Linked DNA regions of Homo sapiens: region 2 is linked to region 1. The links are chromatin loops, found by intact Hi-C in ENCODE. Cell type or tissue: heart right ventricle. All regions are shown on one strand. Each heading gives the region's core, and the rest is flanking DNA. Links, peaks and the distances in the headings are about the cores only.

The links. A loop is a pair of places that touch in the nucleus more often than their neighbours do. Peaks named below come from ENCODE experiments on the same cell type or tissue, not always from the same donor. Only the 100,000 strongest peaks of a DNase experiment are listed, where the experiment ranks them.
Region 2: a loop joins it to region 1, with 2.5 times the contacts of the local background. A loop is called at or near these places in 2 of 110 quality-filtered maps.

What each region holds. Positions count from the first base shown.
Region 1 is chr3:43,418,622-43,434,432 of GRCh38, forward strand. It overlaps ANO10 (anoctamin 10), which reads right to left. Exons shown (of 13, transcript NM_018075.5): 12 at 13,990-14,106. Among named protein-coding and RNA genes, the nearest start is that of SNRK-AS1, 75 kb to the left of the region's middle. In heart right ventricle, for the core only: a CTCF peak has its summit at 7,930; DNase peaks (open chromatin) are centred at 4,832 and 7,950; H3K27ac peaks cover 5,968 bases.
Region 2 is chr3:43,296,174-43,311,984 of GRCh38, forward strand. It overlaps SNRK (SNF related kinase), which reads left to right. Exons shown (of 7, transcript NM_017719.5): 2 at 3,581-3,642; 3 at 6,925-7,619. The coding sequence starts at 7,031. Among named protein-coding and RNA genes, the nearest start is that of SNRK, 18 kb to the left of the region's middle. In heart right ventricle, for the core only: no CTCF peak of the experiment used is centred there; no DNase peak of the experiment used is centred there; H3K27ac peaks cover 2,250 bases.

The DNA of each region.
Region 1 (15,811 bases), core at 3,758-11,757:
TTGATGCATTGGTTATCTATTACTGCGTAACAAATTATCCCAAAACTTAGTGGCTTAGAACAAGCATTTATTATCTCACACTTCCTGTGCGTCAGGAATTTGGAAGCAGCTGGGTGGCTCTGGCTCAGAGTCTCTCACAAAGCTATAGTCAGGATGTAGGCAGGAACTGCAGTCATTCAAAGGCTTAGAGCTAAGGCTAAAGAAGGGAATGGCAATAGGTCCCTAAGCCAAAACTGGCCTACAGCCTGTTCGGTAAACAAAGTTTACTGGAACATAGCCACGCTCTTTCATTTACGTATGTCTAAGACTGCTTTTGCATTACAGCAGCAGAACTATTAGCTGTGATAGAGACTGGATGGCCCACGTGCCTAAAGTATTTATTATCTGGCCCTTTACAGAAAAAGTTTGCCAACTCCTAGCCCAGAGAATCTGTTTCCAAGATCACTTGCTCCCATGGTTGTTGGCAATAAGCCATGTTCCTAGTCCTGTAGGCTTCTACACTGGCTGGCTGAGTGTCCTCACAACATGGCAGCTAGCTTCGCAAGAGGAAGAGTGATTCAAGAGGGAGAAGGCAGAAGCCATCATGTTGTTTAATGACCTGGCCTCAGAAGAAACATAACGTCATTTCTACAGTATTCTACTGATCACACAGAAAAATCAAGATACAAAGTGGGAGAGGACTCCACAAGGGCATAAATACTAGGCAGCAGGGATCACTGTAGAACATCGTAGAAGCTGACAACAACAGCTGGAGATCCATTCCTTAATCTGTAAAGTCAGAATTCCTAAAAAGATCATTTCTATAGAATTTTTCAACTCTAACATTGGACAATTATATGATGCAGAGAACTTCTGATATATTTTTGTGTTTCAATCATAGATGTATTCAATTAGTATTTGTTGCATTTTTTTTTTTTTTTGAGATGGAGTCTTGCTCTGTTGCCCAGGCTGGAGTGTGATCTTGGCTCAATGCAACCTCCGCCTCCCGGGTTCAAGCAATTCTCCTGCCTCAGCCTCCTCAGTAGCTGGGACTACAGCTGTGCACCACCATGGCTGGCTAATTCTTTGTATTTTTGTAGAGATGGGGTTTCACCATGTTGGCCAGGCTGGTCTTGAACTCCTGACCTCAAACAATCCACCCACCTCGGCCTCCCAAAGTGCTGGGATGACAGGCGTGAGCTACTGCACCCAGCTGTTGCTGAATTTTAATATCTGTATTTTCATTTTGAGTTACATATGGGTTCACTATATTACTATTTATGTTCTCATAAGCATTATTTCTTTATGAAGTGATTATTTTCCTTTAGGTAGTATTTAAAAGAGTTCTTAAATCCAAACATTTCTTGTTTTCTACATTCTATTCTTAAGAGAAAGAAACAAATGAGCAAACATGTTGTTCTTAGGGCTTTACTTTAAAAGTCTAAATTTCCTAGCCTATCAATCACTAATATATTTCAGCCCAGTTTCTCTATGTTTATTACATAATATAATATTCAGTCATATTCTTGAGATCCTATAGCATTGGAAATCAAGTAAAAAATATGCTGGGCACAGTGGCTCACGCCAGTAATCCCAACACTTTGAGAGGCTGAGGAGGGTGGATTGCTTGAGCCCAGGAGTTTGAGACCAGCCTGGGCAACATGATGAAACCCTGTCTCTACAAAAAATACAAAAATTAGCCCTTCATGGTGGCGCACACCTGTAGTCCCAGATACTCAGGAGGCTGAGGTGTGAGGATAGCTTGAGCCCAGGAGGTGCAGGTTGCAGGTTGCAGTGAGCTGTGAACATGCTACTGTACTCCAGCCTGGGCAACAGAGCCAGACCCTGTCTCAAAAAAGAAAAAGAAAAACAAAAACAAAAAGCAAAAGCAAAGGAAAAAGACAAAGAAAAAGAAAAGGAAAAAGAAAGGAAAGGAAAGGAATACTGTTTGTTACAGTAAACAAAAAATTTCCTATTTTAGCAGTTTACTAGTAATTAAAAACAAAGTTTTTTTTTAAGTGTGGTTTCCTACACTTTTGGTGTAGGAAAGTATATTAAATATTTAATAATGGTTTCCTGAATCTAATACCCAACTATAACACACACAGGATAATTTCAAAGTCAAAGGATTAGCACTTAATAGTTGAAAAAAGGCACAAAGGGATGGGGCTTTGACCTTAATGATGTTCACTTAATTAATGACTATTTCATTCAACGATTATAAATCTACATTTCTGGAGTAATCCTGCTTCCAAAAAGCTTCTTGTCTGGTAGTCATAGACCAGTATCTTTAAATTCGATGATGCCAACAGTATAATCTTTTAAAAAGAATTGGCCAGGGGCCAAGCACGGTGGCTCACACCTGTAATCCCAGCACTTTGGGAGGCCAAAATGGATGCATCACTTGAGGTCAAGAGTTTGAGACCAGCCTGGCCAACATGGCGAAACCCTGTCTCTACTAAAAATACAAAAATTAGCTGGGCATGGAGGCACACACCTGTAGTCCCAGCTACTCGGGAGGCTGAGGTGGGAGAATTGCTTGAACCCAGGAGGTGGAAGTTGCAGGGAACCCAGATTGCGCCACCACACTCCAGGGTAGATGACAGAGCAAGACTGTCTCAAGAAAAGAACTGGCCAGGGCTGGGAGCGGTGGCTCACACTTGTAATCCCAGCACTTTGGAAGGCCAATGTGGGTGAATTGCTTGAGCTCAGAAGATCTAGACCAGCCTGGGGAACATGGTGAAACTTTGTTTCTACAAAAAATAAAAATAATAATTAGCTGGGCATGGTGGTGCACACCTATAGTCCTAGCTACTTGGGGGACTGAGGCAGGAAGATCATTTGAGCCTGGGAGGTCGAGGCTGCAGTGAGCATGCATTCCACTGCATTCCAGCCTGGGTGACAAAGTGACATCCTGTCTCAAAAAATAAAGAAAAGAAAAGAACTGGGCATGGTGGCTCATACCTGTAATCCCAGCACTTTAGGAGGCCCAGGTGGGCAGATCACTTGAGCCCAGGAGTTCGAAACCAGCCTGGGCAACATGGCAAGACCCTGTCTCTACTATAAATATACAGAAAAATACAAAATATTAGAGAGGTGTGGTGGCTAACACTGGTAGTTCCAGCTACTTGGTAGGCTGAGGAAGCAGGATTGTTTGAGCCTGGAAGGTCAAGGCTGTAGTGAGCTGTGATCGTGCCACTGCACTCCAGCCTGAGTGACGGAGTAAGACCATGTCTCCAAAAAAAAAAGTTTTTTTATTGTGGTAAAATACGTGTAACATAAAATCTCTACCTCCCTCTTCATAACTTTTTCATCTAACAGTATAATCTTTTAATTTCCTAAAATATTTAATAAAAAGTAAATAAATGGATACATAAGCCAATCCTAGGCATTTACCTGCAAAAGAAGAGCTGCTCTCCCATATGTTGACCATCATGGCAATGCAATTATTAATCTAATACAGAATATGAGATTGGAACTCTAACTTTAAAAAAGAATACATCTTTTTTGTTGTTGTTGCTATTGTTGTTTTTTGAGATGGAGTCTCGCTCTGTCGCCCAGGCTGGAGTGCAGTGGTGAGATCTCAGCTCATTGCAACCTCTGCCTCACGGGTTCAAGCGACTCTCCTGCCTCAGCCTCCTGAGTAGCTGGGATTACAGGTGCGTGCCACCATGCCCGGCTAATTTTTGTATTTTCAGTAGAGACGGGGTTTCACCATGTTGGTCAGGCTGGTCTCAAACTCCTGACCTTGTGGTCCGCCTGCCTCAGCCTCCCAAAGTGCTGGGATTACAGGTGTTAGCCACCGCGCCCACCCTTTTTTGTTGTTTTTAAATATAGTTTTAAGCATTCTGATATCTCTAGAATTTATTATGAGGCAAGTTTTTTCTTTACCAATGCAAATACATTTGAATGACATCTGTGAAAATGGTCCCAAGCACACAGCCATCACTTCTACAGCATAGTGGCCCCAAGGCCTTTCTCTGTGGAATGGACCTGTGCCTCCAGGCCCCCTCTTACCACATTGCTTCCAATCTATCAATGGGGTGACTTGAAAAATGGTAAATTTTATTCCATTTCACAGCCTATTCAGTAGTTTTCATAAGAAAAAATAAATCTGCCTATGATTTGGCCATGTTTCTCACATCTACGGGGAATATTAAGATATATAAATTTTACAGTTTGCTTAGCAAACCAATGAGATAAGTAGTCACTTACATACATTGTTTACTGAGGAAGACAACGATCAGAAGAGCTGTAGTTTTATTTTACTGTCTGGATGCCTCTGTGCACTTTAAAGAAATTTTTCTCTAGTGAAAACATAAAATACAGGAGGAAAAAGTCTACCCATCAGTGATAAAAGGAGGATTGCTCCAGAGCCTGAATTAGTTTTCTAGCTAACAAGTACAAGTGCAAAGTACAAACTATTTTAGAATTCTTTCTTGCGTGATTTGGGGTTATTTTACAATCTTGGGGAGCTACTCTTGTTACTGATGTCAATCACAGTCAGATTTTTTTTGGAAAAAAAAAAAAAAGGATTTGAGCTTTATCAAGGCAAGGTATGTGGTCCTTCTAAAGTGTCCACATACAATTCTTCAGAATGCATTCTCTTCCCCAGTGATCCCAGAAAGGCACATGACCTGTTTCCATTTCTGCCAGAGTATCTATTTTAAGACTCTTTTTTTTGTCCAAGGACATCATTTGTCCTTATTTATTTAATATATTGGCTTGTGAATTACATGTGAGTCAACAAACTCAGTTTGATTAAGTGGATATTTATTCAGAGTCTATTGGGCGCCAGGCCCTATGCTGGGTGAGGGGACTCAGCAGTGAGTGAGTCATCACCTGGCCCTCGGGGACCTCGCAGCTCACAAGGGAGACTGAAACAGAACAAACTATAGTGGGGCAAATGAACAGAAATGGGCACCAGGCTCCTGTTACACAATGGGAAGAAGGCTTTCTCCAGGAGGTGGGGTCTGTGAAGCTGACTGCAGAGGGCAGGTATACTGGTGGTCAGAGTTACAAAGTAGGAGTGCTTGGGAATCTTGCTAGACCCAAAAGGTGCAAAGGAGCCAGTATTTATTTGTGCATTAATCATCTTTAAAGGAGGTTATCATTTTATCAATTGGAGAGAAATTTACTGTGCAAAAAATTACCTGCAAATGGCTAACAGACCCTACCGTGGAGAGCTGTTCTGAAGAGACACTGGCACATGCAAAAGGTTTAGAACAGTGCCTGGCTCATGTTCTCACACACTACATGTCAGCTGTTACTACCTCATTGTTATTACAGCCCAGCTGTGTTAGGTCATGAAAATAGGTGGGATTGCCACAAAGGTAGAATTCTGACTCTCCAGGCAAATCTGATGTTACGGTACCATTTTATCCTAGAATTCCTTGCTGGGTTCACCCAGCGAATGCATGAGTTGGTCCTCCTCCTCCCTCATCATCCTCATTCCCCCAACACACTGCTCCATAATGGGTCTTACTCACATTGCCTCATTCCAGCCTCATTCTGACTTTGCCCCATTTGAGTGTTGGGGGGACTCTAATACAGGAAGGTCAAGTCACTTCTCTGCAGCTACACAGGGCTGAAACCTCCTTTGCAAAAATCGTTGCAGTGAGAAAGTTATGACACTGAAAGGGATCTGATCTAACCAACTCCATCTTGCTTCCAACCTCTAAGCTAGCTGCCCTTGCTCATTCCTAGGCAAAGGCCGAACTAACTTTGGAAGAAACTTAGTTTATAGTTTAACTTTGAAACAAAGATGATTAACAGTCCTTTCCTGAAACAAACTCCTTTCTTGCCTGGGAGCCAGACCACCTTTATAAAACTAACAAATTAGCCACAAGACTTGCAACTTCCCCAGTTACTCCTGCAGATAACATGTAGAATCTAAGATCGGTCTTTTAAAATCTCTTTTCCAGTTTTTGCATTTCTGAGGACTGATGGCTCCACCAGATTCACCAACCAGTCCTGTGGCCCTCACCCAGGAACTGACTCAGCTGAAGAAGACAGCTTTGACTCACTGTGATTTCACCTCTGATCCAATTAGTCGGTACTCCCCATTCCCTGGCCCCCTACCCACCAAACTATCCTTGAAAAACTCTAGTCTGAATTTTTGGGGAGACTGATTTGAGTAATAATAAAACTGCTCTCATGTTCAACCTGCTCTGCATGAATTAAACTAGTTCTCTAGTGCAATTCTCCTGTCTTGATAAATTGGCTCTATCTGGGCAGCGGGCGAAATGAACCCTTTGGGTGGTGACAGGGCTGGAAGACAAACCTTCCAGTGAAAGAAGAAAGGGAGAGGCAGGCTCAGACAGGCCACCCAAATGATAGATATACCATAAACTTTGGTACTTTTTACTGGGCCTAGACCTGACTTGGGGCCCCAGGAAGTAGACCACCCCTTCCTAAGGACTGTGGCTATTGGCTTTGTTAGAGGCTAATTCTGTATTTGGATTTAACATTTCATTCTGAACTAGATGTTAGCAGATTAATATGTGATTACCTATTCAATAGTCAAATACTTTAGCACCTTAATTCTAGGCTGTAAAATTTTACAGTTTCCATTAAAAATGCTTATGTATTTACTGTAACTTTTTTTTTTTTTTTTTTTTTAAATAGAGATGAGGTCTTGCCATGTTGCCCAGGCTGGTCTCAAGCTATCTGTCTGCCTTGGTCTCCTAAAGTGCTAGGATTACAGACATGAGCCACTGTGCCCAGCCTCTATTTACCTTAACTTGAGAGCACAAATGGAGCGGGGGGAAGAAGTTCAGAAGTTCTTACGAAATGTTGAAAAAAACCTATTAAATTAGGTTAATATTTAACCTAATTTAACACTGAATACTTAAATATAAACCAAAAATAAAATCCTAAGCTGCTCAACTAACAGAACGGACCCCCTCCCCTGGGCCAAAGGGACCTCAGAGAATCCTGGAAAGCTGAATTCTCAGCCATGACAGGGAGGTTGGCAGGCCTCATTATACATTCTCCCTTTTGGAGTTTAGGTACAAATGACTACCACCAGCATTAACATTAAAATAGAGATCATTAGACTGTCAAAACAGACCCTTTGTGGCAGTAAGATAACAAATTGCAACCTGGCTGCAGTACAGCATCACATGACAGATAGCAGACCCCAAAGGAAATCAAATATTTTACCCCACAATATATTTCTTTGACGTATTTTGAAATGGTTCCACAATACTATCTCTTGTGGGGGAAATCTGCGTCTGTAGAGAATATCCATTAATACAGCCAGTCCTTTCCTGGATCTAGGAGAGATGAACCAAGAGTCTGATACCTCTTAAGGTCTGAAGAAACATTTACCATGTATCCCCTCTGAAGGGTGCTACCATCTACCCAACAAGAACCTTGGCTTCCACAAACCCCTTTATCTTAACTCAGGCATTTCCTTCTACTGCCTCCAGGTCTTTAGACAAAGCTTGACTCTTTCAACCAATTGCCAATTTGAATCCACCTATGACCTGTAAGCCCATCCCTCCCCCGCCTCCACACCTTTCACATCGCATCAATGTATACCTCACATGTATTTATTTATGTCTTTCTCTGTAACTTCTGTCTCCCTAAAATGCATAATGAAACCAAACTGTAACGTGACTGCCTTGGGCACTTTCTCAGGACCTCGAGACTGTTCCCTGGGACTATGGTCACTCATATTGGCTTAGAATAAACCTCTTTAAATATCTTACAGAGTTTGGTTTTTCCATTAACATAAATTAATTTAAATACACTTAACTCTAAAAAACAAAGACATTATTTGATAAGGCCTGGCCCAGTTGGCCTGTCTAGTTAAGGGTCCTACACCTAATTTGAGGCCCCTGAGAGCTATAATTAGTAGTGTCTCCTTAAAGTCCTTCTCTTGTTCATTTAACTGATTCCTGAGGCTGTTTTCTTTCTCAAAGGCTCTAGGCAGCCAGCCCTGCTCCCTGGCTTCTGTGTGTTCTGGGCTCCCAGGAGGGCTGACTGCCCAGAAGCAGGTTAAGTGGATGTTGTCCTTGTGCTCCAGGCCACGGAGTTATCAAATGGTTCCTGCATTAGAATCCTTTCTATTTTTAATTGGATCTTAAAATGACTGAGAGATGAATAAATCAATTTGAAGAGAAATAAAAGGGCATCACTAGGATGATATTTACTGTCTACAATTCTTTGTAAAGGTTTCAGCCAAATAAAGCCTAATCATTTGAAAATGCCCTATGCAAAGTAAACTATTTTATTTTCCTCAGTTTGCCTCCCACCTTCAAGTATGTCTAATTTGCCTATATATTTAGAAACACACATAGCTTCCTATTTGTACCAAAAAAGATCTGTTTTCAGTACATTTCCTTCCCACATTCATTTCAGCAATCCACCACCACTCCTCCTGTCACAAGCTGAGAAGAATAACTGAATCCACAGAGCATGTCTCCAAATGGGATCCAAGGACCCTGAATTAGAATCACTTGATGTGCTGGTTTAAAAAGGAGATTTCTTGGGCCTTCCCATAGACTGGGGAATCCAGTCTTTCATTTTATGAAAAAAAAATATATAAAAATAAAAAACTGAGGTGCGAAGAGGCCACCTGACTTGTCCACAGGTGGCACAAGGTGGCCTCAAACTTGCTTGTTCTTGGCACTCACCTGGCCATGCTTGGGAATCTATTTTTGCTGGGGGGTGGGGATTGATAAAAGTGGGGTGGAGACACAGGAGCATTTTAAAAAAAATGTAAGTCCCTGGGCGCCACCTTCGATTTAGGGAAGAAGAATCTTCAGGGCATAGGGTCTAAGTACATGTGTTTTTCACAAGGGTTTACATGTAAAATGCACAACCCTATTTAAGGACTGTCAAATTTCTCAATCATATTTTGCCCATAAAATGAGACTTGAGTTGAAAAGTAGCAATTAAGGTATAAATTAAACATAATAACTATCCATAAGTAATAATTTCTACTGATAAGCTTACTATCAATATCTGGTCACTTAATAGTGAGACTTCACCCAAATATGTTTTCAATAACTCAATTTCTGATCTGGTCCCACAAACTGACCAGGTTACCTGACAGAAGCTCTCTCTGCTTTTGTTACGTGGGAGGAGCCCAGTGAGTTGAGGCTACTCATAGTTACAAAGCAGATAGTTAAATGTCAGATTAAAGAAAAATGAGAAATCTATTCTCCATCCTAGAAATGGCACTAGTTCAGCAAGTGAACTGAAGTCATGGCCAGTTAATTTTTTGAGTTTCTGAAAAGGAGGTAACCTTTTGTACCTTATAGGACCTCCTGGGCAGTGAGACTAAACAGGAATTGTGATGAAAATGTTTGTCTCTCCTGGTTGGTGGCATAAACTTGGGTGGCCCATGTAGCAGTGTCAACCATGCAGCAAAGCCTTGAGTCAGCAAAAGAGAGTGAGAGGCGGTTGTTACATACGATATCTTTGGTCCAACTTTTACCCTGAACCTTTTTTTTTTTGAGACAGAGTCTCACTCTGTCACTCAGCCTGGAGTGCAGAGGCGTGATCTTGGCTCACTGCAACCTCCACCTTCGAGATTCAAGCGATTCTCGTGCCTCAGCCTCCCGAGTAGCTGGGATTACAGGTGTGTGCCACCATACCCAGCTAATTTTTGTATTTTTAGTAGAGACAGGGTTTCACCATGTTGGCTGGGCTGGTCTCGAACTCCTGACCTCAACTGATCCACCCACCTCGGTCTCCCAAAGTGCTGGGATTACAGGCGTGAACCACCACACCCAGCCAACCCTGAACCTTTAATTCTCAGATTGATAATTAAAAGAAAAAAATTTAGTGGAGACAGGGAGGGAGAATACTTCTTCTGGGTTTGCAAGGCCCTAAGAGAGCCTGACAACACTCATCATTGCTGTCTGCCCACTTGATGGATCAGAGACATTAGAGCTGCACATGTACAAATTTAAAAATCACCTTCAGGGCAAGCTATGAACGTTCTATTAGAAAGCATTCAATAAGTATACTGAATGGAACCTGTTAGACATCTGTCCCTTCAGAATCACCTTTTCTTACAAGGTGGTTTTAACCAGAGAATCAGATCTATGTCCTCAGGGGAAAAAAATCTCAAAGAGACATAACATATTTTAGATTTTTCTTCTTCTTTTTAAGTAATACAGGTTGAGCATCCCTAATCTGAAAATCTGAAATACCCCAAAATCCTGAAACTTTGTGAATGCAAAAAAAAAAAAAAAAAAAAAAGTCATTGAAGCATTTCAGATTTCAGATTTTCCCATTAGGAAGGCTCAGCAGTAAATACAATGCAACTATTCAAAAATCTGAAAAAAAAAATCCAAAATCTAAAACACTTCTGGTCCTAAGCACTTTGGATAAAGGATACTCAACTTGTATGAGAGAGGATTTTGGTCAGTGTTTCATTTCTCAAAGAAGATGAGCATAAATAAATTTGGAATTAGAGCTTTGCCTCACTGTCAGGTAAAGTGTACCTGAAGATATGGGAATCTAAGAGCTAAGATGACTTGAGAGGTCATTTAGCCATATCCATAGTAAACACATATCCATGACACCCTCAATGGCAAATATAACACTCCTGCATTTGGAGTTTTAGGTAAATGTATTTAGTAACATGAGACATACTAATAATATGTTGAATTTGGTGGTGGTGAGGGAGGTTCATAGGGAATGAGGTATAATTTCATTCTCTCAAGAAGAATCCTTTCCTTTTTAGACAAACAAGTAGTAACATGAAATCCTGAGTGATTTTTTCAAAATATCTTTTTTAAAAAAGCAAATTCATGGAATTTTATGGTATATACAGACCATAAAATTTACTGTATAGATATACCACGAAATCCTGAGTAACATGAAGCATGATTCTTCCTAGACCTGGAGTTAAGATATGTATGCACCAGCCAGGAAGTTGCCTGCCCCCATCTACAAAATGTCACCAGAAATGCAATCAATGGAGAAATCTGATTAACTAAAACTCTTCCAGAGACAAGGCTGTACATTCAGCTTTTTTTCTTACATACCTCATAAAGTTTTTAGATGCTTTATGCCCTCTCACGCATTTTTAAACTGACACCTAAAATCTTTTAGTCATAAATTCAATAGCTGCAAAAATGTAGGCAGTGTGTATGTGCATGCATAAGCATAGACAGATCTTTTTTAAAAAAGCAGGTTACTGGAATTTTATTGTATAGATATACAATAATTTACTTAACCATTCTCCTATTGAGGAATTTAGTTATCTCCAGATTTTTGCTAATAAAAATGTTTCAATGACTAAATTTTGGTACTCTTTTCAGATACAACCATTACCCTAGTAAGGTTTGTTTGGTGTTGGAGAGTAATTGAAATTAAATTCAACTGCAATTCGAGGAAGACTGAACCAATTTACACTTCTGTCAGTTATATATAAAAGAATGTCCATTTCCCAAATCCAGTGAGGACAGGCTATCATGACATAATCCAATAGAACATGCGAAATGTGGTATTTCACTGGTGTTTAAATTTATATTTCTTTCATTTTGAATGAGGTTGAGCATCTCTTCATATGCTTTCCTTTCATTACTGGACTGTCATTTTTTATAGATTTGTGGAAATTATTTTTTGAATTAAAGATATTGACTTTGTTATATATGAAAATATTTTTCCAGTTTGTCCAATTTATCTTTTGAGTTTGCTTATTTTTTGTCATACAGAAGTTTTCATTTTTCATGTATTTTACTTTATCTTTTTTTTTTTAATGATTTTTGGGTTTTGTGTCTTGATTAGGAAGGCATTTCCCACTAAAAGATACACCCAGACTTTTAATAGACTTCTTATGGTTTACATTTTTTACATTTAAATCTGTCAACCTTGAATTTTGTGGTGGTGGGGAGGTTCATAAGGAATGAGTTAAAATAAAGTATAATAATTTTCCCAAACAGCTGTTTGCCATCAAACTGTGTAACAAATAATCCTTCTTTTTTCCATTGACATAAAATATCACTTTTACCATAAATGAAATCCCCAGTTTTATTTGGGCCCATTTATGGACTCAATGCTCTCTATTCCACTGATTTTTCCATTTCTTCCCTAATTTAAAATGTATTTAATTATAATTATTGTACTATTCAGAATACATTTTAATATCTGACAAGAGTGAGAGTCCCCATTTTTCTTCTTTATCAGAAGTTTCCTTGCTATTCTCAGATGTTTATTTTGATATATTTGAATTGGTATTGGATATTTACAAGATTGAATCTTTTGATCCCAGTAAAGTTTAAAAAAAATTGTTCTATAAGTTATCTATATTGTTTCCATAAATTACCACCTAAGTTTTTACATTTTGGTTTCTTCTGTAAATGTGAATTTTTCATCAAAAATATTTTCAAACTGATTATTTCTTGTGAAAAGAAACACGATTTTAGATAAACTTTGTAACTTGCTTCCTTACCAAATTTTTTTATTTTTAATAATTTATTTTTAGCTATATAATCCTCTAATTTTCTTTTCTTTTTTTTTTTTTGAGACAAGGTCTCACTCTGTTACCCAGGCGGGAGTGCAGTGGCATGATCATGGCTCATTACAGCCTTGACCTTCTAGGCTCAAGCAATTCTCCCAGCTCAGCCTCCCAAGTAGCTGTTACTACAAGCGTGCACCACCATGCCTGGCTAATTTTTGTATTTTTTGTAGAGACGGGATTTCACCACGTTGCCCAGGTTGGTCTTAAACTCCTGGGCTCAAGGGATCTACCCACCTCAGCCTCCCAAAGTGCTGGGATTACAGGTGTGAGCCACTGCACCCAGCCTAATCCTCTGATTTTCAAGTAATGATAATCTTGCCTCTTCTACTTGAACTTATCTCTTCCTCTTATACAACTGCTTTGGTTAGTACCTCTAGAAGAATGCTAGCTGTCAGTGATGATGATGGATTTTCTGCCATTGCTGGGAATGCTCTGGAGTTTCATTATTGGGCATGATGCTGGGTTCCGGTTTACCATATAGACACACTGGCTAGCCCACATGCCAAAAGTGAACTTGCCCAACCTCTAGGAATGCAGGTAACTTAGTCTTGTCACCTACTGTGTGGCAAACATGAGCACAGCTATGGCTAGTGGGCCTGGGTTCATCCTCTTTTCCACATTCTTATCACAAGTCCTCTTCTGGAGTCACCCTGCCTCATCAGGGCAAGTATTGGTTTGATGTGGGGTTCTCCTGTCCGGCGCACTACCCTTGGAGCCCTCAGGCTTTGATCAAAGGGTCATCTTAGGTGGGTCCTCTTCACGTTCTTTTTTTCTCCCCACTCCCCAAATGTAAGAAGAAATATTTCTATGCATAGTGGTTTGGAGGCCAAAGAAGGAGTATGTGTCCAGGAGGTTCTGCCCAGAGCTTGTCCCCTCAGATGGCAATGCCTTACTGATTCTCTCATTTCTTAAATTCCTATGCAGCACTAAAGATAACAAGTGAGAGATACTCCAGGTGTCTAGGGATCTTCTGTCTACTCCCACTCTCCTACAAGCAGAAAATCACCAAAATGGTCAACTCCAGCATGGCTTTTTTTTTTTTTTTTTGTAGTCTCTGGTAGAATGTGGAAGTCACTGAGGCACAGTTTCTCCTTTCAGGGCAATTTTGCTGCTTCTACACACCTGATCTCATTCTGTCTCGCTCTCTGAAAGCTATTATTCAGGATTTTATTCATTCACTTCTCCTCACTTAATGTTTCAGTAGATGGCAAAACTGGAAGCTGTGGGGAGCTGCCCCAGGTTGATTCTTAGATGTCTGTCTTGTTCTTTTGCTGAATGCTAGCTCTATTCTTTATTTAACATTGCCTGAATATTTTTGTTTCTTTAGTTTAGTTATTTAAACCTATTTGTTGCTCATATTGTTAGGATTTTGGTTTTGTTATGTCATCCTGAACTGGAGTCCTCTGTATTCATTTAAACTGGTAACTTCAAGGCTGAAAAAAATGCTGAGACTGATTCTTCTGAATTATTTTTCCTGTCATTTGCTAAAGCAATACATACATTTTCAGGACAGCTGCTCTCACCTGCTGCTTGAGTGCCTCCAAAGACTCAAATTCCAGTCTGGCTAGTTTCATCTGGATATGCCGTGGCTTATCAGGTATGGCAAATGCAAGTATAAACTTTAAAGCCAGGAGTGCGTGCTGAAAACAAGAAAGAGTACATGTTGATGTGATACATCAGACCATATATGCAAGGAAATAAATTGATATCTAAGCAATCTAGGATTATTTATATTAATCTTGGGTAATTTCTAAGTATTGGCCTGTGAAGTATCAAAGACCAAGCAGGCCCATGAGTTGTACTGAGTGAGTCCACCCTGTTGTGGTACATTCAGTAATTACTGACTTTGCTTAATTCTTTTTTTTTTTTTTTTTTTTTTTTTTTTTTGAGACCGAGTTTCATTCTGTTGCCCAGGCTAGAGGAGTGCAGTGGCACGATCTTGGCTCACTGTAACCTCTGCCTCCCAGTTTCAAGTGATTCTCCTGCCTCAGCCTCCCGAGTGCACCATCACACCTAACTAATTTTTTTTGTATTTTTTAGTAGAGACGGGGGTTTCACCATGTTGGTCAGACTGGTCTCAAACTCCTGACCTCAGGTGATCCACCCACCTTGGCCTCCCAAAGTGCCGGGATTACAGGTGTTGAGCGACCACACCCAGCCAACTTTATTCTTTTTAAAACCAGGTATTCCTGTAAACTGATACCGTAAGGGTACCCTCAATGTTTTATAGAAAAATGGCTTATTCTGAAGTCTTCCACAAACTCTTTTCTAGAAACGCATCTTAGTATACAATATTTGTTGTCACTCCACTCTCTGCCCAATGTCCCTGTGCTGCACTTCAGTTTGAGTTACATGAAACGTACATGTATCTTAAAAATAAGGTGTCATGAATCCTCTAATCCCATAGCATTTGGTGCATTTTCTTTTATGATGTGATAATAAATAAAGATTAATTCAATGATTGTAACTTTATGCTGCTGACTCCATATATGGTAAGTACACAGACATTATAATATGGAAAACTTAAAACCTGGCTATTATTTTTCCTTCTCACACAAGCATCATAAAGAAGTCCTCTATAACATAATGATATGAGATGTATAATTAAGCCAATGGTATTGCTTCCCTTGGTAATCCCGCTGTTCAGATGTATAGGCTCAACCTACTGATACTTCTCCGAATCCAGATCATCTTGTGATCCAGAATCAACACCCACAGAAATCTAAGTGATCAAAGGATAAAGCTGCCTCTGTGGTGACAGCATGAGTTACTAAATATTAAAAGTTGTGAATTTTAAAAGAAATAATTAAAAGGCATTAAGAAAATCAATGAGAGAGATGGAACAGCCTTTAAGAAATGTTGCATTGAATTATTGACAGAAAAAGGACAGTTGAAAAAAATTAAATGAATTTCTTACTGTGATATTTCCAAAAGGAGAAATGAGGGATAAATAACAAGCAGATATCTCCTGGGAGAAGCATGAAATAGTGAAGGAAATCAGCATGATGCCAGAACAAGCAATAATTTAATCAGAAGACTTGAAAACCAGCAGAACCCCAGGACAGGCTAAGCAGTGGCTGGTATTAACAAGAGACAAAGAATAGACCAGGGACAGACAGCCTTCATGTAAATGTGACTGCCATGACCAAAGATGACACTGGAAGATACTGATTAAGGGTCTAGAGTAGGAAAACAAGTAGATAATACAGCATGGACCAGATGATACCCTATGTTGAAATTCTGAACTAACTGAATTAATAAAAACCTGGATATAATCTCCAAAGAATACATGAATAATTCAGAAAAGGCTATGCTGTACTGTTATTTCATTCCATTAGAGTACTG
Region 2 (15,811 bases), core at 4,738-12,737, 120 kb before region 1:
ATTTTAGCAGTAAAATCAGGTTGGTAATATCATTGAGAGAGTGTTAATTCCTTTACTTAAGTTGGTTTTTCTATAGATGTACAATTTGGTCTACTGTTTCTCAGGAAGGATTACAGTTTTCATTTCTTGGTATGTGTAAAATATACCAGATAATTTATATGTATGAGAAGCTTAAATGCAGTTTTAGTGTAGCTTTGCAAAAACTCAACTTTTAGTTGTTTGTATTAGATGGATATACTGGCATATATATATATATATATGTATATATATATATTTAAGCATTTAATATGTTTGAGAGGAATATTGGTCGTCTGATTTTGGAGGAAAACTTATATTCTAAATGAAATGTTTATTATAGATAAGCTATAGAAGTAGTACAATTTTTGTGCACAGCCCTTTTTGTTCAACTCCTCTACTTTCTCATGCCATGGATTGGTTCACAGTGGTATCCAGGCAGAGCTGCCTTTGTTGAGCATACTGTTTTGTCCCTACCTCTCTCTAAGAGGTGTGAGGAAGAGGCATTTGTTTGATGTACAGATGAGACTGCAATGGTGATGATGTTGATGAAAACCTAAAAGTGAGTTTTAACAAGAATAACAGGGTGAATTCCAAATTGATAGTAGGTTTAACAGAAGCTGGTTCTACAACTGTTTTCAGCAGCTTGCAAAACGTGTGTAGGGCCACCCACACTTCCTTCCTCTTCTCCAGCCACACCCACATGCTTCAGTTGCTTCTGCTGTCTTCAGTAGGAGAACATCAGTATATTCTTGCAGCACATAACAGTACTTGTTTCTCAGACATAAGTTTTTATATTATGAGCACTCTTGGCAAGTTGGCCTATTTCATTTAGGTCCAGCCTAGTTATATGCCTGTGCTAAATAAAAAGGTTGCTCTAGAATGGCCTATCTAGTGGTTGCTGTGTAAAGACATGTTATCTTAGCTGTATAGTCATTTAAAATATTGATCTAGAAGAACTTAGTGCATGGGAAAATGTTCAGTTTATAAAATAGAGGAAAAAGTAGTTATCAAACTTCATGTCGAAAATCTTAGCTTTGTAAAGAACTGTTAAGTATAGAGGATGTACACTCGGACCTGATGAGAAGTCATCATAGATGAGCGTATAGGTGATTTTTACTTTCTTCTTTGTGCTTTTATGCATTTTCTAAACTTTCTAAAGTGAAAGTCTTGTATTAACTTTTCCAGCTTGTTTTTTGGAGAGAAGTATTGTGAAAATAGTTACAAATCTCTTTTTACCCTGACATCCCCCCAAGCCCGTAAGTATTATCCCCATTTTATTTTTTAAAATTGTGTCTGGCCATATATTATGAATAGAAAATAATTTGAAAGAATCTATACCAAAATGTAAAGCGATGTTATCATAAAGGGTGGGATAATGGATTTTTTTTTCAAAATTCCTCCCCCCCTTTTTTACTAGTCTGTATGTTCTAATTGTAGTTTTCTCCTGAATTAAACAGATTTTTCTTTCATAATTGTTTTTGAGATTTTCTGTAAGAATATATTTGATGTGAAAAAATGTAAAGGAGTATTAAGTCCTTTTTGAAAAGCTAAATTTGATAGAAAATTATATTAATATCATTTTAAAAGCAAATACTTACATTTTGTGAGATATTTTATTGAAAAACCCCCAGTCTTTGATGCCTAACTAGAGACATTATTTCCTATACCTTACAGCACTCATTTTCAATTTATTTTAGGAAACTGAACAGCAGTTCAGTTTCTGAACTGGTCTATCTTATGAAAGCAAAAGAGAGATAATAGTTTGGTGAATTCATTCGCTTGAAGTAGGGTCAGCAACTGAAAGAATTTCTGCTTGGATGGTGGGAACGTCGTCTGTAACAATGATGGTGGTGGTGGTAGCTGGTATTTACAGAATGCTTACTCTGTGCCAGGCACTATTCTAAACACTTTACCTATATTAAGTCGTTTGATCCTCACCATATCTTATGAGATTGTTTTCTTATTACTAACATTTTCTAATGAAGAAACTGACCATACAGAGAGGTGAAGGTAACTTGCTGAGTTCCTTTGGCTAGTGATTGGTGAGCTGGGATTCAAATGCAGTTGTTGGTCTTTAGAACCAGTACTTATTACTGTACTACCGCACTGCTTTGCCACAGAGACTAGGGATGAAACAGGGGCTGCTGGAAAAAGAGAAGCAGGCAAGGATAGTGGAAGGAGCTACTATATCCCTCTTGGAGCTGAAGAACCAGTCAGGTAGGCATCCCAGGGTTCATCTGTCACTAGATATGGACCTGTGCCCATGGCTTTGCCAGCCCTGTGTGTGCTGCAGAACTGTTGCTCCACATTCCCTCATTCCTGGCAGGACACTTGCTTTCATATCCAGAGGTCAACCACCTTTCCTCGTCCTTTCACCTGTCCTATCTTGTTTCCTCCATTCCCTTGCACTCCTTTTCTCCCAAGTGCATTTGAACTTTACCTGGACACCTCTCACCATTAGTGTATAGTGTAAATTATCATGTTGGCATAATGTGAATGTTTAGGCCTCTCTGTTATTCATGTAATAGTTTATTTTCATGGGAAGACCTGCAAGGCTACCTTGGTCAGTATTCCCTCATTGTGCCATGAAGTTTGGATATAAGTGATTTGCTCACATTCCTTTTGTTTGTGGTGATAGTTTCTTTGTTACTATCAAGTGACAGTCCTCGGATGATGAAGGTGCTTTGTGTGATCCCTAATGCTGGCATCATAAGTGATTTCCACTTGCCTTCTAGAGGACAGTGTGTTGTAAAGCTTGCCGTCCTTGGCTGCTATAGCGTGAGGGTTTCATGAGCCTTTAGGGGCTCCTAGAGACTGGGTGGTTTTGGTGCCAGGCTGAGCATGATTGGAGCTAGAGACTGCTGCTTCACAGGCAAGTTAAGCCTCATTGTACCTACTATGCAGTTTCATGGGGAGGATTCAGTGAAATGTGAGTTCGGGGCCTGTTGCAAGAGGCATTTTAAAAATGGCAATTGTACTGTTGTTCATTATTATTATTATTTTTGAGATGGAGTCTCGCTTTGTCACCCAGGTTGGAGTGCAATGGCGCCATCTCGGCTCATTGCAACCTCCGCCTCCTGGGTTCAAGCAAGTCTCCTGCCTCAGTCTCCTGAGTAGCTGGGATTACAGGCGCCCGCCTCCACGCCTGGCTAATTTTTGTATTTTTAGTAGAGACGGGGTTTCACCATATTGGTCAGGCAAGTCTTGAGCTCCTGACCTCATGATCCACCTGTCTCGGCCTCCCAAAGTGCTGGGATTACAGGCGTGAGCCACCGCACCCGGCCTTGTTCATTATTATTTCTTCATTCCAGTGGAATAATTTTTCTGACCTGTCTACCTGGAACAATCTCTGTTCACTCTGAAATCCCTGTTTATTAAATTTCGCTTAAAGGAGTTGTAATTCACAGAAGGCAGAAGGATAATAGGAGACTGGGTTACTAAAGACAAATTTTACTATTTTTATACATGTGTCTAGATCCAGCCTTAGAGTATATACTTTGACTTTAAGCAAAATTCAAACAAATAGAACTAAACCTGTATCTTTTTCTTTATTTTCTTTTAGGAAAAAGAAGCAACTAACAAAACACTGTGATAATAAGGATTATTCAGTATGCAGTTTGCAGGGTATGTCTTGGAGACAGTACAAATTCACCTTTACTTTATATAAGCCACATCTTAACATTGGGCATTGATGTTCAGAATGACTTTTGGGAGCTGCAAGATCCTCAGAGATCAAAAAAAATGATTTAGTTACTTTGTACTCTAACTCAAAATGTACTTAATAGTAGGATTAGACAGTAGACTAGTGTTTAAAAAGATGTTCAGGAACAAGGATATTTTTCGTCTAAACTTTCAGTTAATCATTGTGTCCTGTTCTTAGCTATACAATTTAATTGTGGTTTCATAGACTATGGAAAAGGGGTGCTCATATAAAAAGTAAATTATTTGGTAGTAAGAGTGATTGTTTCACTATAGGGTACTCATTGTGAAGATACCAATTAGATTATTTCTATTTAATCTATAGCTTGCTATAGATTAAAAATCATTTCACTGTGCCCTCTTGCTGGCAAAGGTTTGGGAAGAGAAACATTAGGGTTTAATAGTACTTATCTCTAGGTGTCTGAGGCTCTGAAAAAAAAGCTTTTTCATTTATTTTTGTAATAAAACTTTTATTTTCAAAAATCAGATTCATTTATAAAATCTGATTTATATGTCACTTTCCAGGAACACATCTAAACTAAAATGATAGATGAAAAGAACAAAGTTATATAACTTGGGGGCAGCCTGAAGGAATGTGTTTTGAAAGCTAAAGTGGCATTTGCAAGCTTATGCAATAGCAACAGACTTGGGTGGAATTTTAAGCATAATTATTGCCCTTGTAATTAATTGAAGTTAAATATTTAAAGATAGTTTCCTGCCCCCCCCCCAGAGTTTTTATATTTGAAAATTAAATATACCCAAATTAAAATTTCTTTTGGGGAACTGCTGTCCAAATAAAGCAAGGTCTTTCAATTTGGATTTTCCTGTTAATCCTGTCATTAAAGTTATTAGTTCAGATGACAGGGATAATATACATATGGAAGAAATTTGCTTCCCCCCACACACACCTAGGCATTGTATCAGTTTCTTATTTAAAAATCTTAATAGTTTAAAAATCTTAATAGCAGGATTAATAGTTTTGGTTCTGAAATCAGTTTGCAGACACAGCGTAGCATAGTGTTTTAAAGCACGGACTTTGGTGTCAGACAGCCGTGGGTTTCAGTCCCAGCTCTTTTACACACTGGCCATTTGGCCTAGGCCAAGTTACTGTGCCTCAAAAGGGGGTTAATAATTCCTGTCTTTGAGGGGAATTGTGAGGATTGAATGAGGATAATGTGAAGTATTTGGTATGTGACTGGTGTGTAATACTCATTCAGTAAATGGTAGTGCTATTTATTATTACAATAATTACTAAAGTGCAAAAAATATATTAGTAAACATATTAACATTGACTTTTTGAACTTATAATTTAACATACATAAATTTTTTGAGGGGGTTCTAGGTATGCAATTCAGATCATTTCTGAAGTGGTATAAATATAAAAGTGACTTTATGCTTCTTTTATAGTTGGTATTTTAACTCTAAAAATAATATTATCCTAAATGGGGCATTGATTAGAGTGGCCAAATGTTTATAAACAATGTGGGCTTTGAAATGTATTAATTAGGTGTGAATCCTAGGTTTTGTAGTTAATGTCACTTGTACCTAGAGCAGCCTATTGCCTTAGCTATAAAAATGAGACCAGTGCTGACTGGCCAGGCACGGTGGCTCCAGCCTGTAATCCTTGTACTTTGGGAGGCCAAGGCAGGAGGATTGCATGAGGCCAAGAGTTCAAGACCAGCCTGAGCAACATAGCAAGACCCTGTCTCTAATAAAAATAAATAGCAGTTTTTAAAAATTAAAAAAAAACTTACCTATTATATGTCAAATTTCGTTTTTTGGGATATTTTTATCTAAGTGGACTCAATAATTAATGCTCTTAATATGTAACTGAAAATGTGAAACTGTATATTGAGAGCAGTAGAAAAAGCTTCGTCAAAGGGATAGATACTGACTAATGGGAGAGAGCTAGCCTTAGGAGGTTGCTATATTCCTTGTTGGATTTTGTTACTCAGTTCTATTAAATGTTGGTCAGAACAAAAGTGAGGGTTCAGCCTGTGAGATATAAAGTTGCATCTTGTTTAATTTTATACACGTTTGTTTTTCTGAGTCATTGTCATTTATAAATAGGAACCTATTTCTATTCATTTATTGTAAAAGTTGAAATTTTTAAGTACAGTACGAAATGTGGTTCTTAAAAACCAAATGATTTTTAAGACTTAAATCATCTGTAAGAATGCATGCCTGTTTACTCTTGGAATATAATCACGTTATGCTGGGTTGTGATTGACAGTTGGAAAACAATCATTAAAAATCAGCATAACTGCTGAGTACCAGTAAATTAACAAATATTTACTAAGTACCTACTACCATATACCTAGAACCCCCTCAAAACATTTATATAAATTCAATTATAAGTTTAAAAAGTCAATGTTAATATGTTTACTGATATGTTAAGCACCTACTATGTGCCAGGAGCTTATCCTAAACAGTAGTGATGCAAGAGCAAACAATTACCTCCTAAACATTTTGGAAAAAGTTGCATTTCAAAATTTAATAAGACAGTTTTGATTATATGCTATTTGTAACCACTGTTCTAGGTGTTGGGGGAAAGTAGAAGAAAAAAAAATAGAACCTTAGAATAGAAAATCCCTGAGAACCTGCTACTGTCAGGTTAGAGGAGATGGTGTACCCAAATACCTGTAGAATAAGACCACATAGAATAGAGGTGTCCCAAGGTGCTCTGGGGATATTGAGGAGAGAAGGTAATTCCAGCTGGGAGAGTTAGAGAAACCTTCACAGAATGGATTTTTTTTTTTTTTTTTGCACTTAAAGGAAGTGGTGTTGGTCTTGGGGAAACTGAAAAGTTGTTGGGTTTCTGTGCAAATGTTTATTCTTTGTGTTTTCCCTTGTCAACTGTTGCGTTATTTTTTAAGACACTAAAATTCCTTTTAGAAAATGTTTGTTTTTTAAACATGCTTATCAAACTTGCCAGTTTTCTTATTACTCACATCACCAAAAAATTGCTTCCAATGAACTAATTTTTTTTTCAGTTTGCAAAAACTTGATATGGTATTTAAATTCAGCCTTTGTAATATAAAGTCTAAATGTAAAAATAGGTTTTATTAATGACCCTGACTCATTTTTTATCTCAATTTATTTTCTTCAAGTTTCTCTTAAAATGAAAAAAACAAAAAATGAAGTGATTTTAAAGTTTGTGAAGAAAAGTCGCAGAAACTTAATTTTGTTTCTCTTCTTATTTTGTAGATATCCATGACGACATTGAAAATGAATTTTTTGTATTCACCAGATATTCTTATATGAGAAGATCTATTTTAAACAGTCTAAATATTTTTTCTTCTGTTGGACCAGCATGGCAGGATTTAAGCGAGGGTATGATGGAAAGATTGCTGGATTATATGATCTGGATAAAACCTTGGGTCGAGGCCATTTTGCCGTGGTTAAACTTGCCAGGCATGTCTTTACGGGTGAAAAGGTGGCAGTAAAAGTTATTGACAAGACAAAACTGGACACTCTAGCTACTGGTCATCTTTTCCAGGAAGTGAGATGCATGAAACTAGTGCAGCATCCTAACATCGTCCGCCTTTATGAAGTTATTGACACCCAGACCAAACTATATCTTATTCTAGAACTTGGGGATGGAGGAGATATGTTTGATTATATAATGAAACATGAGGAGGGTCTTAATGAAGACTTGGCCAAGAAGTATTTTGCTCAGATAGTTCATGCTATATCTTATTGCCATAAACTCCATGTGGTTCACAGAGACTTAAAACCAGAGAATGTAGTCTTCTTTGAAAAACAAGGTCTTGTAAAGTTGACAGACTTTGGGTTCAGCAACAAATTTCAACCAGGGAAGAAGCTCACTACAAGCTGTGGATCTCTTGCATATTCCGCTCCAGAAATTCTGCTTGGTGATGAGTATGATGCACCTGCAGTAGGTAGGTAACCTCGGTCCAGTATTTGGCCATTTGAATTCTGCCAGCTAGAGTTGGTCAGATCGGTTGTTTATCTAAAAATGATTTCTAGAGAATTTCTGTTAAATTGGCCTTAACTAGCAAATTGGGTTTCATAAATGCCATATATGCCTAAAGCTGGCATTTCGTTTATTTCAACCTTTAGATGGCAAATGTCTAAAGTATATTTGTGAGTACAAAGGAAAATGAGTAAGTTATCATTTAAAGTAATCTCTTTTCTGTTCATTGTCATTTTTTTCTTAAGGTCTGAATGCTTTTCCTCAGATTTTTCTTTTAGTGGCTCTCTTTAGCCATCTCCTCTCTGTGCATATCGTCTAACAATCATTGGAGACCCATATTGGAAAGGTACTGTGAATATTACAGTGCAATATAAAGAATTTGGGTATTAGAATCATTTATTAACTGTGAACTTGAACAAGTGCTTGACCTCTCTGCTTCATTTTTTATCCATAATATAATATTGAATCAGGTACAGGTGTAGCACTCCCATATTATCTTGTTTACTTTTCACAGCGACCCGTGGGGTTGTTATTGTCTATCTCATTGTTCAGAATAGGAAACTGACATACAGAGGCTTTCTGTATGGTGGATTCTGGAATTGTGGTACCTTTGGCATTCCTAACTACCTTCTTTCCCTCTCCACACACTTTGTGCTCTTTCACTTGTCAAGATTTATCTATTTGTGGTGAAAGTATTTACTGCCTTTCAGTTTGTGTCAACTTTGTCTCCTTGGGATTGTATTTGTTTTGAAGATCATGTAGGAATTTGTTCTTAATTTTTTTAAAGGATTTGTTGATCCGAAGGTGCAGTCAGCTTTTTAATTTGTTAATCTTGGAAAAAAATACATGCACATGATGTCAGATTCATATGTATGAGTATTCTGCTTGCATTTGTGGTAATTTGAAATGCAGGTTAAAGGATTAATGACAAAGGTGCACTTAACATTGAAGAGTGTTGATGTTATATTGAATACTCTGTACACCAAGACACTGATTTTCATGTTATGACTATCATGTTCTGGAAAAGAAAGGGTTAATGAGCAGTTTCTGCCTACTACAGATAACTAGACTTCACTGAAGTCTTTCATTAGAATATCTGAGCGGAGATTTTTGATTAATGGAGCCATTCTAATCAGACAGTGAAGCCAGGAATTTCCAGGAGAGGAAACACAAATGTCTACCCAAGAAAAAATCTTCACCCTCATTAGTGCAGATTTAATAAGAGTATCTTATTAAAAATAAAGTACTCTTTAAATCTATTAAAAATAAGATACTCTTTCATACTTTTCACATTGGGAAAAACTGAAGTCAGACAAAACTAAGTGTTGGTAAGACCATAGAATATCAGGAACTCTTATTTAGAAGACAGTTTGGCAATATCTGGTAAAGGTAAAGATGTACACATCTGATAACCTAGCAGTTCTCTCCTATATATGCACCTCAGAGTAGCTCTCACTTATGCATACAAGAGATTTTCAAAGAACGTTTTTAACAGCATTGTTGAATGTACAGCAGGGGAATAATTCGTTCAGTATTCATATTCTGTATACGGTGAAAATTAAACAATTTGCCAACATGATTGGATCTCACAAGCATACTTTTTAAGAGAAACAAAGCAAATTGATGAAGAGTACATATAACATTTATATACAATTTTTTTTTTTTTTTTTTTTGAGACAGAGTCTCGTTCTGTCACCCAGGCTGGAGTGCAGTGGTGCCCTGTCGGCTCTCTGCAAGCTCTGCCTCCTGGGTTCACACCATTCTCCTGCCTCAGCCTCCCGAGTAGCTGGGACTACCGGCCCCCTGCCACCACGCCTAGCTAATTTTTTTTTTATTTTTAGTAGAGACGGGGTTTCACCGTGTTAGCCAGGATGGTCTTGATCTCCTGACCTCGTGATCCACCCGCCTCAGCCTCCCAAAGTGCTGGGATTACAGGCATGAGCCACCGCACCCAGCCAACATTTATATAAAATTTTAAAACATACAAAGCAGTGTTATATATTGTTTAGGAGTACATGAACATGTAGTACATGTAGTAAACTCTGAAGAATGCATGAGAGCAAGATAGGTTACTTCTGAGGGGCAGGCATATCTGTAGGCTTTCAGCTGTATTGGTGATGTTTATTTTTGAAGTTGGGTGGTGGGTACACAGGAGTTCATTGTAATGTTCCTTTTTCTTCCCCCCTTATGTCTTAAATATTGCATAATAAAACTTTTAAAAAGCTATTAAAAAAGGAAAAGAAAACCACTTGGGAAGATGTTCACCAGTCTGATAAATGATTACCGTGTGTTGGTGAAGTAGGCTTGGGTGGAGTTCATAGGTAACTTTTTCATTTTCATTATTTATAGTTATTTCAATTTATATTGTGTGATGTGTGATTGAAATAAATATAGAATTGCTATTTTTAAAAAAAAGGACAGGTGTCTTTCTGTTAATCTACATTAGTTTATCATGCCAAAATTAGTCAGTGATTTTTCACAAATGTTTAGTAAAATGAGCATACACAAATATTAAAATCTGTCATTATATTGTGAGATGTTACTAAATAAAAAAACTTTGGTTCTTTTTTTTGAATAAGTGTTTTATAGTATACTGGTCCTCAGCATTGAGACTTAGCTGAGGAATTGTCTATTTTATTATTATTTTCAAAAGATCAGATTTGATTTTATCAACTATACTTTTTGTTTTAGATGTCATTTTTTTTCTTTCATCTTTATTCTTTCTAGGATCTTTGAGGTTTCCTATTTTTTAATAGCATCATGTATCAAAAGCTTATTTCTGTGTGTCTTGATTTCTAACAAATGGTTTATTAATGCTATTTAGAAGACAATTTGGCAATATCTGATGTGTACATCTTTAACTTTAATGCTATATGATGCCCTCTCCCACAATCCCTGATGACATTCTAGGGGTTTCACTCTGCAGTTGTCCTTGCTAAAATTTGTCTTTGGTTTCTTACTTAACTGAAAAGTTATTTAGAAAGGTGTTCCTTTTTAAAAATTCCAAATGGATAGATTTATTTTTCTCTTTAGTTGTCTGGTTTTTAACTTCTAATTTTAGTACATTGAAGTTAATTTATGCCCAATTGATTTCTGCTTCGGATACTATTTTTAGATTTTCTTTGTGGCTTGATACATGGTAATTCATACCATGGTGACTGTTCTTTATGTGATTAAAATATTTGTATACTTGGAGTTTTTATACATACTTAAGATTATGCATTATGCACCTTGTTCCTTTGTACCCTTACATGTTTTTATTCTGACCTGTCATTTTCTGAGAGAATAATGGTAGTCTTCTATTCTCATCTGTGAATTTTGTAATTTAACCATTTTTTGCTTTATACATGGTATTGTCAAGCTATAATTGACAATAAAGATATTAAAAGTTTCTAATATATTTTACATGATGAGTTATACCTTTTATCAATACGAAAGTATACTCCTTGATACATATTGCCTTAAATTCTGTTTTGTCATTGCTTTAGATTTATCCCTTTTAAACAAAGGCATACCTCATTTTATTGTGCATAACTTTATTGCACATCTCAGATCTTGCGGTTTTTTTGTTTATTTACAAATTGAAGGTTGCCGCAACCCTTCATCAAGCAAGTTTCTTGGCACCATTTTTGCAACAGCATATGCTGACATCATGCCTCTCTGTCACATTTTGGTAATTCTCAAAATATTTTAAACTTTGTCATTATTTATTTTTTATGGTGATCTGTGATCAGTGATCTTTAATGTTACTATTGTAGTTGTTTTGGGGTGCCAGACACAGCACCCAGATAAGACAGCAAACTTAACCAATAAATGTTGTATGTGTTCTGACTGTTTTACCTACCAGCCATTCCCCCATCTCTCTCTCTCTCTGTCTCTCTCTCTCTTCTTGGGCTTCCCTATTCTCTGAGATACAACAATATTGAAATTAGGCCAATTAATTACAGTGGCCTCTAAGTGTTCAAGTGAAAGGAAGAGTGGTACATCTCTCACTTTAAGTCAAATGCTGGAAATGATTAAGCTTATCGAGCAAGACATAGTGAGGCAAGATAGACTGAAAGCTAGGCTTCTTGCACCTAATAGCCAAGTTATGAATGCAAAAGAAAAGTTCTTGAAGGAAATTAAAAGTGCCACTCCAGTGAACACACGAATGGTAAGAAAGTGAAACAGCCTTATTGTTGATATGAAGAAAGTTTTAGTGGTGTGGGTAAAAGATCTAACTAGCCACAATATTCCCTTAAGCCAAAACCTAATCCAGAGCAAGGCCCTAACTCTCTTCAGTTCTCTGAGGGCTAAGAGAGGGGAGGAAGCTGCAGAGGAAAAGTTTGAAACTAGCAGAGTTTGATTCATGAGGTTTAAGGAAAGAAGCCATCTCCATAACATAAAAGTACAAGATGAAACAGCAAGTGCTAATGGAGAAGCTGCAGCAAGTTAGCCAGAAGATCTAGCTAAGATAATTGATGAAGCTGGCTCCACTGAACAACAGATTTTTGATGTAACTAAAACAGCCTTCTATTGGAAGAAGATCCCATGTAGGACTTTCATAGCTAGAGAGGAGAAGTCAATGCCTGGTTTCAAAGCCTCAAAAGGCAGGCTGACACTCTTTGTTATGGGTAAATGCAGCTGGCCACTTAAAGTTGAAGCCATGCTCATTGACCATTCAGAAAATCCTAGGGCCATTAAGAATTAAGCCAAATATACTCTACCTGTGCTCTATAAATGGAACAACAAAGCCTGAATGACAACACATCTGTTTACAGCATAGTTTACTGAATTTCTTAAGCCCACCATTTTAGACCTACTACTAAGAAAAAAACATTCCTTTTAAAATACTGCCACTCATTGACAATGCTCCTGGTCACCCAAGAGCTCTGATGGAGATGTACAAGGAAATTGATGTTGTTTTCATGCAGATAACACAGCATCCATTCTGCAGCCCGTGGATCAAGGAGTAATTTTGACTTCCAAGTCTTTACTATTTAAGAAATGCATCTTGTAAGGCTATGGCTGCCATTGGTAGTAATTCCTCCGATCCATCTGGGCAAAGTAAGTTGAAAACCTGGAAAGGATGCACCATTAAGTACATTTGTGACTCATGGGAGGAGGTCAGAATATCAGCATTAAGAGGAGTTTGGAAGAAGTTGATTCCAGCCCTCATGGATGACTTCGAGGGGTTCACAGTTTGTGGAGGAAATAACTGCATATGTGGTGGAAATAGGAAGAGAAATAGAAAGGGAGCCTGAAGATATGATTGAATTGCTGCAGTCTCTTGATAAAACTTGAATGGATGAGGAGTGGCTTCTTGTGGATGAGCAAAGAAAGTGTTTTTTTTTAGTTGTTGTTGTTTTATCTTAATTTTTTTAAATCCATGAATGCAGGTGAAGAAAGTGGTTTCTTGAGATGGATTCTATTAGTGAAGATGTGAATATTGTTGAAATGACAACAAAGGATTTAGACTATTATGTAAACTTACATAGTAAGTTTGATAAAGCAGTGGCAGGGTTTGAGAGAATTGACTTCAGTTTTGAAAGAGGTTCTACAGTTCTACTGTAGGTAAAATATGTCAAACAGTGTTGCATGCTAGAGATAAATCTTTCATGAAAGGAAGAATCAAATGATGCAGCAAACTTCATTCTTGTCTTATTTTAAGAAATAGCCACAGCCATGCCAACCTTCAGCAACCACCACCCTGATTAGTAAGCAGCCATCAACATCAAGGCAGGAACTTCCACCAGCAAAAAGATTATGCCTTGACTCATTGAAGGCTCATTTTTTAGAAATAAGGTTTTTTTTTTTTTTTATTCTTTGAGATAGGGACTCTCTCTGTAGCCCAGGCTGGAGTGTAGTGGCATGATCATAGTTCGTTGCAGACTTGAACTCCTGGGCTCAAGCAATCCTCGCACTTCAGCCTCCTGAGTAATTGGGACTACAGGCGTGCACCACCACATCCAGCTAATTTTTAAAGTTTTGTAAAGATAGAGTCTTACTATGTTGCCTGGGCTGGTCTTGATAAAGTTTTTTTTGTTGTTTGTTTGTTTTTTTAATTTTTTGCCCGTGACACAGCCCCGGGAGATTCTGAGAAAATGTGCCCCTCGTAAAGTATTTTTAAATTAAGGTATGTACATTATCTTTTATAGACATAATGCTGTTGCACATTTAATAGACTACGGTATAGTATAAACATAACTTTTTATGCACTGGGAAACAAAAAAATTTGTGTGTCTCGCTGTATTGCAACATTCGCTTTATTTCAGTGGTCTGGAACCGAACCCACAGTATCGCTGAGGTATGCCTGTGTATAGCTGTATTTCGTGTCTAATCTATGAATCAGTCTTTGAATAGGTGGATTTAATTTATTTATATTTATTATTACTGGAGTGTTTGGACTTGTCCTATCTTATTTTGTGGTTTTCATTTGCCTTATTATTTATTACCTTTACCCATATTTTGTTAAATTATTCAAGCTTTCTTTGCTCTTTCCCCAGTAGTGGTTTGCACGACATGTAATCTGTTTCTCTCTGTGTTGGCGTCCACCTTTAATGTCTAGAGTCAGACAGTATCTACATTATTTCTCCTACCCTACAAATAAGAATCCGTTTGTTTTTACTTCTTTTTTGGTTAATAACATTCTTATTTGCTTGTGTTTGTCTGTAATAAATACTTACTTTTTACTTAATTTTATGAATTTCTTGGCCTCCCTGTCCCTTTCTTGGATTATTTTTATTGTGCTTTGTTTTGTTTGAAACCCTTTCAGAGAGGATTTGTGAAAAATTCAAGTCCTTATGTGTCTAAAATGTCTTCACATTTTAATGATAATTTGGCTGGATATAGAAATATATATTCAAAATCATTTTTCTCCCAACTTTGAAGATACGTTTTTCACAGATACTTGTCTGTCATCTTTTTGCTTTTAAAGTTGTTGGTGAGAAGTCTGATGCAAGACTAATTTTCTTTGTAGAACTACATTTCATTGATTCGGTGGAGCATATTTTGTTTTTTTTATTTTAACAGTTCCGAAAGTGCTTCATTAAGCAGGTTTTCTTGGGTGCTGCTGCTTCTGTTTGATGAACTTGGTTCCTCTCTCTCATTGTACTCAATTTTTCCTACGTTCTTGGGGATGTTAGTTGTTTGTTCATCTCTGTTTTTGAGATTTCCAGATACCTTGTCTGTGAATATGGTGTCTGAGTACTCTAGTGATATGGGAGAGGAGCAGGGTCATACAGCTAACTGGGAAGCCCTGGTATCTGGTCTTACTATTTGTTAGGTTGTTAATATACCTCTTGGACACCATCCCTCTCTCTGTGTTCCTAATGTCCACAATAGAGAGGAACATCCTCAACTTGATAAAGACAATCTACAGAAAACCTGGAACACATGTCTGCGTGGACATGGTTGGGGCTAGTGTAGAATTATAAGGTAGGAAATTAGTCCTCAGTTAATCCTTCTAATGGTTGTCTGGGTGCAGTTCTTTCCTGTTTGCAGTGTGCCTCATCTAGAAAAGAGCACCACAGAAGCTCCCCCAGCTGGGTTTTGGGGCTCTGGCTTCCTCTTTCAGTCTGATCCTACCTGCCTTCTACTGTTTCTGTCGTATCTAGGGATTTGGGAAAAGGGAGGGTAGCTAGATCATGCTCATGCACTATTGATTCAGTCAGCTCTCTGGGCTTTCAAGAATGTGTATTAAGTTGATTTCACAGAGTCAGAAAGGATAGGGGGAAAAAGGATCTGTGTGAAAAATCCTGGAATCTCTCATTGCAGTCTGTGGAATTCCTGTGGTAGAGTGCAGTGCAGTGGTGTACACCTGGAGAGCTCATTGCTGCTTGTCACATCAGTTTATTCAGTGGAAGAAGAGACAAGGCAATGAACCTGTGCCTGCTGGGCTAAGACAGGAGTAATGTCTTTGCTCTGAGTGACCAGGCTCTGCTGAAACCGATGGATGTCTGGCTGCTTGTCCTGTGGGGTGGCCTGCTTGTAGTGAGGTTCCAAGTGAATTTCTTGGTAAGTAAAGGTTTTGTCAGAGCAGCATTAGGAAAGAACTTACTCTTTAAAAAATGATACTTTAAAATTTTCTTCATTTTAGAAACTCTAAAATGGGAAAATTGTTTCTTAAATAATAGATTCACAACTTTTCAATAGTTGTAAAACCCTGACATTATTTAT